3 separate regions of the Mus musculus genome follow, and regions 1 and 2 are each linked to region 3. Evidence: chromatin loops called from intact Hi-C (ENCODE). Cell type or tissue: left cerebral cortex. All regions are shown on one strand.

Region 1 (2,500 bases), 55 kb after region 3:
TCTTGAGCCTACCCGATCTTTATTTATTTTTTTCTTAATTAATTGCTAGCTCACTCCAAATTTCTGCATGCCTAGGGAAGGAAAAGTCCAACTGGGAGTTGGTAATAAGGAAAGATCTTCATGGGAAACGAGAATGGGGTGATACGTTCAGTATGAGTGGATGCTCTGTGACATTTACATAGAGAAATGAGAAGTGATCTGAGCGGAAGGAGGGTGTGTACAAAGACACCAGAGTGCGACTGGACAGAGTGACTCTAATGAGAAGCCAGGCGGTGAGGTTAAGACTTAGCTGGGAGGTTGACGGGGAACTCCCACACAGCAAGGATCCCAGCCAGGCACTGATTCATGTTCACGACAGACCAAGTTTGCTGTACAGCAGTTATACCAGATGGAAGCTCTGCCTAGGATACCCTGGCCCTCTCCCAGGAGAGAGTCTCAACCTCCCACCTGTGTTTTTCACAGAGGAATAGATGAATCGGGCAGATTATGGACTAGAATAAGCTGTGCCCTGCTGCCGCTCTATCTCGCTCTATCTGTTCTATCCAGCAGCAGCATGAGGAGGCGTCTCCCCGAATCGCTTCCAGAGATTGCATGTGTTATTGATTTACTGATGCCCAGTTGGCTGTAATGAGAAAGACACTAGCATGAGAACGATACTGAAATCAGACTATTTCCCCATGCCAATCTTGCCTCCATGCCTGCCTCTCCCTTTCTTACTTTTCTGCCTTTTAAGATGAAATTGTGTATGGCTTTTCCTCCCCTTAGGACCACTTTTTCTGCCCTTCTCCTGGCTATTTGACAGTGGCTCACCCATCATTTTTACTCCAAGCTAAAAAAGAAAAAAACAAAACAAAACTTTTTTTTTAAACACTAGGATGAACAAGGAGGCACTCTGTAAGGAAGCACTCAACAGTGAAGGTTAAGAGACATGAAGCTAATGAACTAAAGAATATTGGTTACATCTCACTTGATTACACTCTGAAAATGTAAAACCATCTTTTAGTCATGACTGGCCATTTGTCTGCCAGAATGCTCCAAGCAATACCCCCACTCACATTTATCTCCTGCCTTCAGGTTCTAGTCAAGGTTTCTAGAAATTAGTGATTCATCACCAAGCACAACAACTACCACTGGGACCTGCCAAGTCAGGATAAATCACCATGTCCCTGTGCCAAGGTGTTGTCTCTCATTGGTAATAGCTTCATGCAGCGGTATGTGAGTATATGACAGCTGTATATAGAAGGAACAGTATATGCATCTGAGCTATGTGTCAGGACCACTGAGGGCATTCAAAGCCATGCTATCCAAAGCTGGCTTCTAGACTCCTTGCAAGCCCATGGCTTTAGAAGAAAACACATGAGACCCTGCTTAGGTTACACATTAGTCTCATAGGTACCTAAGGCTTACTCATTTGTGTGAAAGTTAAAAACAAGAAATCTCAGTTTCCTTGAATTTTTAAATAAATGGAGTACTACTCTCATGGCAAACCAAGTTTGTTGTAATGTCCAGGATACTGATTTCAATAACTGAAATGTAACAACAGTAACAATACCGTTAGTCAGAAGAGACATGTAATTAAGCATACTGGATCAAATAGTGACCTTTGCTCCCATCTGAAAATTGCTGTATGGCAATAGCACAGTGCTAAGACTTTCTGAGGTTTGCCCTTTCCAGATGTGCGTGCTATGTGTAGTCTCTGAGGCTGTGGAATTGTGACTTTGTTCCTACGATGAAGCCATGTTACATGATGTGCTTGTAACTAACATAGGGAGGTTGCCTGGATGGACCTGGCTGACTCACAAGAGTCCTTTTGATAGCAGAGAGTTTTCTTTGGCCGGTTGTAGAGCTATGAAGCATGAGAGCAACTTGATATGAGAGGGTCTTCATGGATGAGTGTAAATGGTCAATATGAAGAGACTTTCCAATATCTAGAATGGCATTGGGACCTTGGTCTTATAATTGCAGCATAAAGAATCCCACCACATCTTGAAATAGCTTAGAAGTGGATCTTTCCCAGTGAAGTCTTTAGACAAGGACATGGGTGAGGACACAGTTAAAACACACTAGAATCCTGACTCAAAAATATCAAGTCTGTATTGTTTTAAGTTGCTAGGCTTCTGGTTACTTACTATGCCACAATAGAAAACTTAGGAATTCTTTATAGGGAAGAAAAGCTTAAATGTATACAGAGATAATCACAAAGGGAGGGGTTGTCACAGTAGTTTTCAAGAAGGGAAGCAGGTGCCTATTTAGAAGAGCAGACAAAGGACTCAGAGAAGAGGAAGCCCCCAAAGCAACAATCTGTTTCGAGACATGGGGAAAACTCTGGATGCCTCTAAAGAATGAAGTGTAAGTATCACTGTCAATAGGAAGGCAGTGTAGAAATCTTCCATTTTTCCTACCTTCACATCCAGGCATACTACACCAGCTACACTCTGGACTTGAGGATGTCTACTTCTGCTAGCATCGGATATGGGGAGACTAATGACAACAGGGGTAC
Region 2 (2,500 bases), 110 kb after region 3:
GACTCCCCTGGTCACTCTATAAAATAGCTTGAGACTCCTAAGACTTCACATTTTTCTGGAATGCTCTAGTGAAAAGTAGGCAACATGAGGGACGGCAGACATAAAGCTGGCTGTATTTGCAGGTTTGGGGGGTTGATGCGCCCTTAAATCTAAGTCTCAGATCTCTAGTCCTGAAAGCCTCCCTAAGGTCATGCGCTCAGTGCTGGAGAGGCAGGATGGGGTGGTGCTTCCAGACCTCTCATGTTCAGTTTATCACAGGAAAGGAGCCCTGGTGAACTGGATCCCTGCAGACCCAGGAGGCCCTTGTGTGAGGAAGGTTGAGGAGGCAGTGAGGTGGAGGAGGGAAGATCAGAGGCAGAGAAAGTCGAATTGTTTGTCAGCTTGTGGGGCGATGACTGGCAGAAGAGTCTCGGCCTGCCAAACCAGAGCTCTTTACAGGCCATTGCTACTCCTTTCAGATGCTGGGGGGAGGGGTGGCACCCCCATTCAGAACAGTAGCAGCAAACACATTGCCAGATAACACAACCTGCCAACTGCACAACAGCCCTTGGAGGCAAATATGCCTCTCTTTCAACCTCAAGTACTAAAAGTACTTGGTAGAGTTGTGTTTGTGTTGCCATGGTGATAGAAGCAGACCATTAGAGCCTTACAGCAGACACAGGAAAGCTTTGGGGTCTTAAGGGTCTCTGCAGCCCAGTGCGGGAAGTAATTCTCATAGCCACAGCAGGATAAATGGGCCTCCACCAATGAGACCCTCTTAGTCCTGTGCATTCATGGTCACCGAGCAGAGCTACTTGTATGCTGGCAAAAGCAGCACTGTCCTAGCAAGTAAAGGTCAAATTGGCAAAGTCCTGAGGCTGGCAGCTCCATCTAGGGCCAGAGGGGGACATACAAGTTGAGGCAAGATCTGGAGATCTAACACACACCTTGGCAGCCCAGTTTCCTTGACACCAAACACAGTTCTCACAACTATTTTTCTCCTACTTAAATAAACAAAAATCATGTTTCCCAGATAGCAAGAGGGCTTTTTTTTTTTTTTTTTGGCAAAATGATGCAATGACTCAGGCAGTAGGCGACTCAGTGGCTTAGAGAAAGAGGGTGGGCCAGAGGAGCTATTATCTTTTGGGTTTGCCTTTGACTACATAGCTACTATGGGTAGGTATCCTATATTTCCAATGAAAGAAGTGTGTCTTCATTGTGCTATATTTGAGGGGACTGTGAGCATAGTCTCCTCTGCCACTCTTGATGTCTAAATGCCAGTCTGATGCAGACTTGCTTTGGATTAACAGAAGGTATGCAGACTTCGTTTAGGTTAATTTTGCTAGGAGCTCAAGTCACTTGGCTTATAACAGAAATAGCACGTGATTTCAACTTATTTACCCATAGTATTTTTCTGTGAGCAGAAATATGTTTGCTAATGTGGAAAGTAGAACACGTAGAAACGCTCTTACATTGTCCTCAGTTTATGTCAAGCTGATTTTGACAGCCTAAATAGCTACAGTTGTCAGAGGTGTTTGGTGAAACCACTATATTCCTAGTGGCACCACAGAGAAGGGCATGGTGGTAAAGGCGCTATACTAGTGCTGACTCAGAGGACCACTTAGGGGTGAGTGATACCGAGGGGGGCTGAAAAGTTCAAGTCTGGCCTTTGTTTCCTCAGGCTCACCATGGCTGATGATAGCTAATATTTACACAGAAGCTGTTCATTCAAACTGCTGCGTGTGCATTTCTTTGGGGTCCCATGTAAGGCTAGCATGGCGTTAACCACTTCAACAGAAGAGAAAAGTAAGTGGGCCCAAAGCTTAGAGCCTTGGGTATAACAGTATTTGCTAATAGGGGGATTAAATACCATATGACATGTTATAGAAAGTTATGTCATGTGCAGACAGCAAACAATTCAACTAAGATTCACCAAGTACATTTTTATGTACCAGGCACTATGATCTGCTATCCACAGAAGGAAATTGGTCCTGTATGGGACTTGCCGATGATGTGTAAGATGAGGAGGTTGTATTCTATTATCACTACGGTCCTCTTCAGCTTCAGGGCTCTTTTTTATTCTATTCATATCTAAGGGAATAATAGAATTTTAGAGGGAGGAACTGTGGGGAAGACAAGAAATATGCATGCAGAACACATATAGACAGAAAGGAAGCCACCGAAAGACATGGCCATCACAGAAGAAGCATCTCAGGGGAAATGCTTGGTCCCACTGATGGCCTACCCCAGCACCTCTCTGCACAAAGCAGGGAGCTTGGGGGATCCTCCGAAGAGACTCGGCAGCAAAGGGAAAATGACAACCATTCTTCTGCCTACCAGACTTTGAAGGTTTATGGTTCTACTTCAAATTAGGAAGATAAGTTTTTGCTTCCCAGGCTTTTGCTAAGAGAATATATCCTCAAACTGCCTGCTGTCCAAGTCTAATTAAAGACTCAAAGGAAAGAAATAGGATTCCAGTAATTGTCAGAAGGACATGCAGTCGACGCATTCCTCTCTATAT
Region 3 (2,500 bases):
GGCTCTTCCTTAGGATGAGTTCAAATCTCATATTTTAGAGGAGTTAAAAATAAGAGAAATGTGCAAATGTGGTACTCCAGGGAAACATCCTTCATGGTCCTTAGTCTGCTATTAGCTCACATGCTAGCTTTGACATACATGTGTGAAGATTGGGTATTCACTCTCATCACTGCCTCTCCATCCTGGGAGACTTCCAGACCCCTCCAGTGCCTGCAAGGTGAACACACCTCTCCGGGTAAGGATGAAGAGATGAATTTCTCTTCCTTGTCTCAGGACTTCACAGACCAGTGCAGAAGAGAGGCAGATATGTCATGAGTTAGTCAGGGCAAAGAGCTCTGGGAACCCAGAGAAAGAAGGATGGCATCTCACAGAACAGGCAAAGTTGGAAGAGATTTCTAGGTTCCTTAAAGGCAAAGAGTCCTGTGATCGTCATCTCATGGCTGCATGGTGCCTAGCTCCTGGCAAGGGTTCATTGGATGTTTATTGAATGAAAGAATGAAGGTGTCCTTAGGACAAAAGTGATAGATGGTGCGGAGACTTGTATTGGGAACAAACTATCAATGGCTGCTGTGAAGGCAAATGTCCAACAATCACTTTCTCATTGAGATTTCTCAAACTTCCATATCCCCCCACTCTATTCCACATGGGGATACTCAAGCAACCAGACAATCTCTACCGGGTGTCAGCTCATCATCTGCCTCTCTGTCTGGATGATTCAAGAGTTCATTGGAAATAGTCTACCAGTGGACACCCCTTCTCACATTCTGCATGATCATCACAGGGGAGACTAGCTGGACTGCACCTGGAGACAGTGTGGTAATAAATCATGGCATCGTGGGTGATGCAGTGAGCAGGAGCCTACATCAGACATTTTGAACAGACAATAACATCAATCCCCATACTCACAAACTGTACCCATCTTCTTTTTTAACTCATTCAGGGAGAGGAACAGAATGTAGAAGTCTTGCTTCATGTCTAAATAATATATCATGCCACTTTCTTACATCCTGCCACTGTGCTATGTGGAGGCAGAGGAATATACTTTGAGAGAAAGAGAGGCTTAAAGCATCTTGCTGGCTGATGTTAGCATCCTAGCCTTTTCAAGGCATTTTAGAATTGATGTTGGCAATCTGTGTTGTTTTTCTATATAGAGAAGTTCATGTTCTTGTGTTTTCCTGATATTAAAATAGAAAGGCTCATCGCTCTTACTTTCTGAGTGCCTGATTTGCAGACTCTCAAAACTGGTAGCTGTGTTTGCAATTTTAGCACCACAGCATCCATGCTAGTAAGGGCTGTGGGAGCCAGACTCATCTTGCTTGTTTAAGTACCTTCCGCCAGGTATTCCCTCGCTCATCCTTGTTGTCACACCCTGCCAATCTGTGTTGATGTGACACATATGTCTCTCTAATGACCCAGTGGTGCTTGGCACACACATGGCTCCTTCTTCTTTGGAATAAGTAAAATATGAAACACTGGCTGGCACATATTCTTCTTGGTGACTTGGGGCTACCATATGTGGGAGCTTCTTTGGCACTGTGTATGGAAGTCTCTTCTCTTCTGTCCTGCTGGGATCTGGGAATACTTAAAACATTCAGTCTGAGGAAGCTCTCAGCATTGATTGGCTGCCCACTCTATGATAGATCCAGATCAAGCCATGTCTACCTTCAGACTCAGCTGCTCCGTCACCTGTGAAATATTCTGAGGCTTCAATTAACCATCATCTTACGCATGAGAAACTGAGGCAAGGGATATGAATGGGAGATAACCCCATTCTAACCCCAAATCTCCTAGCTATGAATGGGAGATAGAGGGTTTTTAGTCAAGCCTTTAAACATTTTAAATTGCTGTTCATATTACTGTGTTTTAGAAGCCACTCCAAAACATTTATACTTACAGTCCTTATGATAGCCTCTCGAGATCTATCTAACTAGTGCTATCTAATAAGGGGAGGAGGCACAAAGGAGTTAAATAACTTGTCATGATCATCTAGCTGACAAATGGCAAAGGCACAATCCTCTGATACAGTCTTCATATAGCACCTGGACTTCAAGTCACACTTGCACAGGCCAAGAGCTTTGGAGTGGAGACTCTATCCTGAACAAAACTCACCAAGAGGAAACAACACTTAACCACTTACCTTCCCCTGAATTTTTGATTATGATACTAATTGCACAGTTAGGCTTTGTTTCTGTTCTCCTTTAAAGAGTCCTTCAGGGGAAACCCAGTACTTAAAATCTAATTTTCCAGAACACATACTTTATGATTGTCCTTTCCTCTCAGGGCTCAGTCTTAGGGCGCGTGAGCAGCAGTCACGAACTTCCAGAGACCATGTGCTCCGGTATCTGCCCCCATTTCCCCCTCTCTTGCCATCAATTACGGCAAATGTCATTAATTTGAAAGGCAAGGGAGCAGAAAGAATGGATTTTGAATTAACTAGTTCAGATAATCTGATATTTCCACTGAAGCGTGACAGGCTATCCAGTTAGCTAGGGAACAACAA

The links. Peaks named below come from ENCODE experiments on the same cell type or tissue, not always from the same donor. Only the 100,000 strongest peaks of a DNase experiment are listed, where the experiment ranks them.
Region 1: a loop joins it to region 3, with 5 times the contacts of the local background. A loop is called at or near these places in 2 of 42 quality-filtered maps.
Region 2: a loop joins it to region 3, with 2.5 times the contacts of the local background. A loop is called at or near these places in 4 of 42 quality-filtered maps.

What each region holds. Positions count from the first base shown.
Region 1 is chr1:159,715,157-159,717,656 of GRCm38, reverse strand. The region is part of intron 1 of Tnr (tenascin R); the gene reads right to left. Among named protein-coding and RNA genes, the nearest start is that of Gm31348, 68 kb to the left of the region's middle. In left cerebral cortex, no CTCF peak of the experiment used is centred here; DNase peaks (open chromatin) are centred at 421 and 1,161; H3K27ac peaks cover 275 bases.
Region 2 is chr1:159,659,367-159,661,866 of GRCm38, reverse strand. The region is part of intron 1 of Tnr (tenascin R); the gene reads right to left. Among named protein-coding and RNA genes, the nearest start is that of Gm31348, 120 kb to the left of the region's middle. In left cerebral cortex, a CTCF peak has its summit at 943; DNase peaks (open chromatin) are centred at 538 and 925; H3K27ac peaks cover 262 bases.
Region 3 is chr1:159,770,270-159,772,769 of GRCm38, reverse strand. The region is part of intron 2 of Tnr (tenascin R); the gene reads right to left. Among named protein-coding and RNA genes, the nearest start is that of Gm31348, 13 kb to the left of the region's middle. In left cerebral cortex, no CTCF peak of the experiment used is centred here; a DNase peak (open chromatin) is centred at 1,182; H3K27ac peaks cover 920 bases.